Regions from separate parts of the Homo sapiens genome. Here region 2 is linked to region 1. Evidence: read pairs that join two places in POLR2A ChIA-PET (ENCODE). Cell type or tissue: GM12878. All regions are shown on one strand. Links, peaks and the distances in the headings refer to the core of each region. The heading gives the core; the rest is flanking DNA.

Region 1 (4,407 bases), core at 234-4,233:
TTCATATAATCAAATCAGGGTAATTGGGATGTCCAACATCTTAAATATTTATCTTTATGCTAGGAATGTTCAAATTATTATCTTCTAGTTATTTTGAAATGTGCAATCACTTCATGTTAATTATAATTAACCTACTGATGTATCAAACACCAGGTCTTATTTCTTCTAAGTGTGTGTTTGTACCTGATATGGTTTGGCTCTGTGTCTCTAGCCAAATCTCATGTAAAACTGCAATCCCCACAGGAAGGGCCTCATGAGAGGCAATTGAGTCATGGGGGCAGACTTCTCCCTTACTGTTCTCATGAGATCTGGTTGTTTAAAGGTGTGCAGCCCTTCCCCCTTCGCTCTCCTTCTTTTCTGCCACCATATGAAGACATGCCTGCTTCCCCTTCACCTTTCTGCCATGATTATAAGTTTCCTGAGGCCTCCCAGCCATGCCTCCTGTACAGCCTGTAGAACTGTGAGTCAATTAAACCCCCTTCCTTTATAAATTACCCAGTCTCAGGTAGTTCTTTATAGCAGTGTGAGAACGAACTAGTATAGTACCCATTAATCAACCTCTCTTCATCCCCTCAGCTCCCTACCCTCTTTTATCATTTATACTTTAGTCTCGCAAGTAGTTCTCTATTTTTGTCTCCTTGGTCATTCTCAACAGTACTTTTCAGACAGTACTCTGAAAAAAAAATCACCCAGAAAAGATTGTTGATATTGTTGTTGATAATGAGGATGAAACATTTGTCTTAATTTTTAAAGATGATGAACGAAAGATTGAACTTGGAGTTAAAACAAACACATTGTTTATTCTAAACTATACATAATGATAACAACTGTCAGCTAACTGAACCGCCTCCTCAGTGATATTGTATCAGTTGCTCCGCTGCTGATTGGAGTTGAAATCATTGTAAGGGATGGAAGACACCAGGAGGTAGAACTTAAGAGGTAGAACTCCCCATGAAACCTTCATTCATGGCTAACCCCAATAATTTAGCAGCGACTTTTCTTAGCTTGGATTTCCCCCCAAGAAAGCAGAACTTGAGATAAGAACTCTTATAGAAACAATTTACTTTGAGAAGTGATCTGAGAGAACAGGAATGGGGAACTGAGGAGAGTGAGGAGGGAAAGTGGGAATTCCAGCCGGTTTATAGATGCATTATTAGCTGGTTATGGCTGTGGGATCAACCCCAGGGAGGACTGTATTAGTCTGTTTTCACACTGCTGATAAAGATATACCTGAGACTGGGTAATTTATAAAGAAAAAGAGGTTTAATGGACTCACAGTTCCACGTGGCTGGAAAGGCCTCACAATCATGGTGGAGGGCAAAAGGCATGTCTTACATGGTGGCAGACAAGAGAGAATGAGAGCCAAACAAAAAGGGAAACCCCTTATAAAACCATCAGATCCTATGAGACTTATTCACTACCATGATTCAAGTATCTCCCACTGGGTCCCTCCCACAACACGTGGGAATTATGGGAGCTACAGTTCAAGATGAGATTTGGGTGGGGACACAGAGCCAAACCATATCAAGGGCAATCTGAGGAATGGTGTAGGATGTTCCTCAGCACTGTCCACCCAAGACACAGAAATGGAGTATTTCCCTGTTGGCTCTCAGCCCACTGGTCAAGGGCTGCCCCAGCAATTAGCCCACTGGCAGCATGGCTGGGCTGGTTCCTACAGAGATTCCTCACCACAGGAGCAGGACTGCCCCCAGATAGAAGGCAAAAGAGACAGCAGGAAACTGAAGTGAGGTGTTGTGAGGTTCACTTGTGCACAGGTGGTTCCTACAGCAGTGGCTGGAGCAAGACTGATGGGGCATAAATGCTGCCTGACACAATGTGCTTTCCCATAAGCTCATATAGGATCTCAGAATCCTTCTCAATGCAGCGCTCCTGGGAGCTATTATGAGCTCGTTGGAGTTGGCATATGCAAAATTAAGCAAACAATTTGCCAGCTCCAGAAGAGATGATTAAAAACAGTACTGGAGCAAGTTCTTGCATAAGCCTGTGTGAAAGTTACCAAGCATGGTTGATTGAACGGGTACTTTAAAACTTGTGGATTTCCTGTTTGGGTACTCAAGGGAGTCAGCACTAATTCTGGGAAGGTAGTGAAACATTGCCGTCTTTATACGACCAGGTAATGAAGCCAGGCCAGGGCGGTGGTCTTGCTAGGGGGACAGGTGCCATTCACAAGGAGGCTGCTGGTGCCTCAAGAGTCCCTTGCTGGATTCGCAGGCTCTGCATGGCAGCCACCTGAGAACACAGAGCATCTCAAGGGGTTTGAAGAGTTTGTGAGAATTGATTAAACATTTAAATTGGTGTTACATCCATTGATTAGATGTACATCAATTTACTCTCTTTATCCTTGGAATCTTTATCTCCCCAGTTAACACATACTACAAGCGTAGGCTACTAATTTCTTGATTACTCAGAGAAATTATCCAGTTGATAAATCGTATCTGTGAGAAATATAAAAGAGAAACAGATGAATAACAAAATTGATTATTCAGGATAACTAACATCTGTCCTCAAAAATAGTAGTTGAGATGCATGATGGGGTGTCCTTTAAATTAGTAGTCCCCAACCGTTTCAGCACCAGGGACTGGTTTCATGGAAGATAATTTTTCCATGGATGGGGTGGAGACAGGGATGGTTTCAGGATGATCCAAGTGCATTACATTTATTATGCACTTTATTTCTATTGTTATTACATTGTAATATATAATAAAATAATTCTACGACTCACCATAAAGTAGAATCAGTGGGAGCCCTGAGCTTGTTTTCCTGCAACTAGACAGCCCCATCTGGGGGTGATGGGAGACAGTGACAGATCATCAGGCCTTAGATTCTCATAAGAAGCTTACAACCCAGATCCTTCGCACACACAGTTCACGATAGGGTTCATGCTCCTGTGAGAATCTAATGCCATCACTGATCTGATAGGGGGCGAAGCTCAGATGGTAATGTGGGCCACGGAGAGCGGCTGTGAACACAGATGAAGTTTGGCTTGCTGGCCCGCCACTCACCTTCTGCTGTGAAGCCTGGTTTCTACCAGGCCATGGAATGCTACATGTCTGTAGGCCAGAGGTTAGGGATCCCTGCTTTAAATACTCATCAATGAGGTGTTTCAAAGAGAATTCGTCCCTGGAACTGTGTATTTGGTAACTAGCATAAGAAGACCTGCCGGTAGATTACAAGTTAATCCATAGCACAGCACAGAAGGAAGCCTTTAATTAGAGACAGAGATATATTCAGCCACCGGTGTTGATCTTATCGTTCTGGGGAAAGCTCGTGGCAGTCACAAAATGTTGAAGACCCTGAGGCTGATGTGATGTGTGGCCAGATCTGCAAAATTGAGAGAAAACTTGAATATTTATTTATTTATTTATTTATTCTGAATTATCCTCATTGGTTTTTAAAAATGCACAGGTTTACTTTGAAAGCATTATTTGGCTTCCAGGCCAAATAGGAAAAAGGGGGCATTTTTTAACCTTGGTTTGGGTTTGGGGGCTTAGAGACAGTTTCTCTTTTAAGATATACAAACCTCCAATATACCTGCAAATAAGTGAGACCAAAACATTGTTTCTTCCTGTGAGTTGAAAAAAAATCTGGTGGGTTTACAGTGGGAGGAAATGATTTCTGGCTGCATGTGATGTAGGAAATGTGAAGACTGCTTCTGTACCCCATAACTGCTATGATTAAATAATGGCCTTTCTCTGCTTGGTTTTAAGATTTGGAGGTGACTTGATGATTTCAGTGTAGAAAAACAGTGCATAGTCTAAAAATGCTTATGGGAAAGTGGAAAAAGGCGTAGAGAAAATAAGAACAGTCTTAGTCACTAGAGAATCTGTGCAAACACGAGCTGCTTGGGGCTTCTCAGAGATGGCTACTTTTGTATCAATCACAAGGCTCCATATGCTCAATTTGTCAGAAACTCACCCAATCCCAGACTCATGCACATATGCACATCCCAGTTTCAATGTTTTATTACTTTATTTCATGTTAAGTGATTATTCTGCACAAATTTTCTCAGGAAGTAATTGTACACAATTCTAGGAGTTAAAGGTAGACATAAATAAGAGTAAAATCCTTTGATCTACAAGTGTTAATTAATTGTGCATAACTAAGCATTATCATGTGAAGATGGATGGAAGTTTCGTAGACCAGACATTTTTCATGCAGCTGTGATCAGTGAGTTTCTCCAGTAGCAAAGACAAACAATTTGTGTATGCAAACCAGTACAGCTAACAATGTCTTAATTGTTGTTATTTAAAAGAGGAGCAATTAATTAGCATTCATATAGCATACTAGCTTTCACTTAGTTAATTGTATAGATCCAAATTCCAAAATAAAAACAATGTGTATATGGCTCTCATTTGCCAAATTCAACATAAGCTGAGAATTTGTAAA
Region 2 (4,407 bases), core at 130-4,129, 65 kb after region 1:
AAACTATCACAAGGACAGAAAACCAAACACCGCATGTTCTCACTCATAGGTGGGAATTGAACAATGAGATCACTTGGATATAGGGTGGTGAACATCACACTCCGAGGCCTGTCAGGGGGTGGGGGGCTGGGGGAGGGATAGCATTAAGAGAAATGCCTAATGTAAATGATGAGTTGATGGGTGCAGCAAACCAACACGGCACATGTATACCTATATATCAAACCTGCACATTGTGCACATGTACCCTAGAACTTAAAGTATGAAAAACAAAACAAAGCTGCAGTGTTAGACACCAATTTCCCCCAAAATGGTAGGAGAGGGGAGATTCTTCCATGTTGACTTTATCCATTCCACAATATTAGTGAACTGAACTAGTCAGAAACCTTGGGAAAAGAGGGTTTCCTCACAGGACGTCTCAGTAACACAAGTCGATGGCAGCTGAGGTCTTTGGAATGTTCTCAGCCTTCCTTGACAGTTTTTGAGTCTGTCATGATCAAGGTAAGCATTTCCCAATTGTCTTAGCAGCAACTTGAGTTCCTTTGAGATATAAGTAGGTGTTTTGAAATAAAAATACACTGTGGACAATAAGTTTTGGAAATAGGCATTGCATGTTTTCATAGGACAGAGTTGCAATGCACATTAAGACAATGAAAAGGTGCTGACGGGTCTTGCAGTAAAGAGACATGCTCAGCTTTGCCTGATGCTCCCATGAGTTTGACCCTGTTACCTGGCTAACTGTATTGGCTGTTTCCCACCTCTCAAGCCAGATGATTTGTCCCAGGAATTATCCTAGTACAGTTTGGGAACTATTGGTCTAGGGAGAAAATAGTATGAATAAAACGAATAATTTAGTCACAGGGAAGTAGATTCACGGGCCTATCCTCCTGGTTGTGATTCATAATGAAGTCCAGATTTATAGGTGATGCAGTACTGAAGACATCTTGAAATTCTTCCACTCTACGAGGAAACTTTCTGGGGAGAGAGAAATGTTCGATATTTTGATTTAATTTTTTTTAGAGAGACTCATCACCAAGCCTGGCTAATGTTCCGTATTTTCACCTGGGTGTTGGTGACACTCCATGCTTACATTTGCTAAAATGTATCAAATTGGACACTCAACAGCTATGCATTTCATTGTATATACATTTGTTTTTGTCAAATAAAATCTTCCCTGTATCTCTGTGAAATGATTGATACATGCAAAAACTGAGACTTGGCATATTGAAATGACTTTTTTAGGGTCATATAATAGCTTTGTGTTGGATCCAGAATAAAAGTGGGGTCTTCGGACTCCTATTTCATGACTCAGTCTCCCAAATTATATTGCTTAATTTGTTTTCCTTGAAATCAGAGATAGTTCTGTACAAGTATCTACTAAATAAACTCTCTCTCATTCTAATTGAAGTGATTACATTGCTGGCTGAGGAATAAGGATACTGGCAATTTGGAAAGGAATTCAGTATACTTATGAATGGACGGTATGCCAAAGATCGATGTTAATGAACCCAAGGAACCATTAGCAAATCAATTTATTAGGCCTTTATATACATATCATACGTCAATTTTTAGTATCTATTTGTTTAAAAATAATTTCTTATTTATTACTACATTTGTTTAACAATCATCTGTCTACATTTTCATGTTTACCTTTTAATCTTGCCTACTGCTATAGAGGATCATTCAAAACATTTATTACTTTGCTCTTGTTATCAAGCTAATAGATTATCCTTAAGATAACAAGTGGTTGTGATTTAGAATAAAAACATACCTAGGAAGCCAGGGTCCATCATGTGGACAGAGTAAGGAAAATTTTGAAGAAATTAGCAAGTAACAATATAGCTAATTTCCTTTTAAAAAAATGCTTGGAGCATATGTCTTAATCATTATTTTTGCAGATGTGTAAATATTATGAATCCATAATGTGTTATTTAGTACTCTCCAGTATGCTTTTGTTATTACAAATTTTTTGAGAAGGAAGATCAAGTTAAATTCAATTCAAATATTTCAGACAATTCAAAATATATTTGGATGATAATTGTATATCATCTGGATACCTGATCAACCTAATACAAACTCATGAAAAACATTATAGCCTTGATATACTTATATATACTTTGGTAAAAATAAAAGAAAACGTTTTGGTGTAATTTAAAGGAACATTTAAATATGAAGTTATTTTATTCCTGCTTAGCCAAGTAAATAGAGAAAAATCATTAGTGATATTTTGAGATTTTGGCTTTAAAGATAAAAGACAGACTAAGAAAGTCAGTAGTAACAATTCCTGGCATTTGTGCTTACACGCACACACACTCCACACAATTATCTGTTCATTAAAAAAAAAAAAAAAAGGCCGGACATCGTGGCTCACGCCTGTAATCCCAGCACTTTGGGAGGCCGAGGCGGGCGGATCACGAGGTCAGGAGATCGAGACCATCCTGGTTAACACGGTGAAACCCCGTCTCTACTAAAAATACAAAAATTAGCCGGGCGCGGTGGCGGGTGCCTGTAGTCCCAGCTACTCGGGAAACTGAGGCAGGAGAATGGCATGAACCCGGGAGACGGAGCTTGCAGTGAGCCGAGATCGCACCACTGCACTCCAGCCTGGGCGACAGAGCGAGACTCCGTCTCAAAAAAAAAAAAAAAAAAAAAAGACGCGATTCTTATTCATGTCCAGAGTTGGTCTGTGCAAACATAGGACCTGTTCCAGGCTGGGCTGATGAGTCTCTTCCTTGAGATACTAGGTCTGAAACTGAGAGTCTGTTTGGTATCTGTTTAGTGCCTGAAGCAGTGAGATGGAAAGCACAAGAGATGCTGTTAGCCCTGTTTCCTGCCATGCGGTTCTGCAGAACAAGAGAAAAAACCAAGTGAGATGTGCAGATAAGAGTAGAGGGGAGAGACAGGAGACAGAGCGCAGTACGCAGCTTATTCAGGCTCCTGGTTTTAGTTTTTTATAAGGTTCAATTGCATTCTCATTCTCAGGTTTCGAAAGACCTTTTCACATTCTCATAATAAATTATTTTTCCTTAAGCCAGTGTGAGGATCTATTTTCATAGAATGATTTTTTGAAATAAAAATTTTAAAAATCTATTCGGATATATTTTAGTATATCTAGAATACGTGCTCCAATTGGAAGACTTGAAGACCTGCCTAGAAACAAATGAAATGTCAGCTCATTCTTTAGGTGATGAATTTGCAATGCAAATATGAAGTTACCCTATATTTGATAAGCCCAATAAGCAGCCAAATTCATTAGAGGCACTTGTGAGAGCTGGTTCTGAAAAAAAGAAGACAGAAAACAGACAAAGGCAGTTAAGACAGTTCTCATATGGTTGAGGGATTTTCTTCCATGTGGCATTTTCAAAGAAGAGCCAACAAAGTAGATACCTGACATTTGGGATGAATAATTTACAAGAGATGCGTCTAGAAATCATTGAGATAGTCCATTACCAAACCACCACTGCAGACATACTCTTCTCAGCTTCTTCATCAGTGCAATGGGGTTGACAATATCTACTCATTGAATTTACTGCCTGGCCGCAGTGAGGTTGTGTCACGATTGGGATGCAATGCAGCCTAGTTGAAGACGGTCACTAAAGACCCCAGGGACTGACTCCTGTCTCCAAATCAAGCCTCCACAAAAGGACACATAAAATATCCTTCACGTATGACTCACAAATAGCTGAAGCATGAATGTTAACTCCATCATGTCAAATCTGTCCTGTGGTTATAAAATTTAGAAAGGCTCTAAATGCTTCTAGATGTATGGTAATGACATATTTGATGCTGCATAATTCCTGTTATCTAAGTGGACAACTTTCCATGTGCAGGGCCTTACGTACAAAAGTCAGATGAGCCCAGCACATTATTTTATATATATATATATATATTTTATATATAAATTATATATATGATATATACAATATAATATTTATATATGTTATATATGATATATAATATATGTTATATATGATATATAATATATAAATATATATTATATATATTTATATATTTTATATATATTTTATATATATATATTTTTTTTTCCTGAGGGCCAGACGTTGGTACATTGGACAGAGGCACTATTCATTACGGACACCAGACCATCACTCAGGGAACTGCAGTACAGTTTACTAAATGGGACTGTTGTGGTCGTGTGGATGACTGGGAGACTCTGTCTTATTATGGGCTTTCTACTTATATATTTCCTTTGCTATTTTTATTCATCAACATGTAACTGGACATCCCCTCTTCCACTGCATTTCAGGAGTCTGAGATGGAAAAGTCATCGGTGTTCACTCATATCACAGCTCTAAGTCACTGTGTGTATTGACAGTGCATTCCAAATGAATCCCATAAATGTATTTAGATATGTACATTGCCTTGAAAATTATGTAGTGCTATTTTGTA

What was found. ChIA-PET counts read pairs that join two places held together with the same protein. Peaks named below come from ENCODE experiments on the same cell type or tissue, not always from the same donor. Only the 100,000 strongest peaks of a DNase experiment are listed, where the experiment ranks them.
Region 2: POLR2A ChIA-PET joins it to region 1 with 5 read pairs; 7 of 35 experiments call an interaction of 5 or more read pairs at or near these places.

The regions. Positions count from the first base shown.
Region 1 is chr10:6,598,617-6,603,023 of GRCh38, forward strand. No RefSeq gene overlaps it. Among named protein-coding and RNA genes, the nearest start is that of LINC02648, 18 kb to the right of the region's middle. In GM12878, for the core only: no CTCF peak of the experiment used is centred there; a DNase peak (open chromatin) is centred at 2,020.
Region 2 is chr10:6,663,224-6,667,630 of GRCh38, forward strand. No RefSeq gene overlaps it. Among named protein-coding and RNA genes, the nearest start is that of LINC02648, 47 kb to the left of the region's middle. In GM12878, for the core only: no CTCF peak of the experiment used is centred there; no DNase peak of the experiment used is centred there.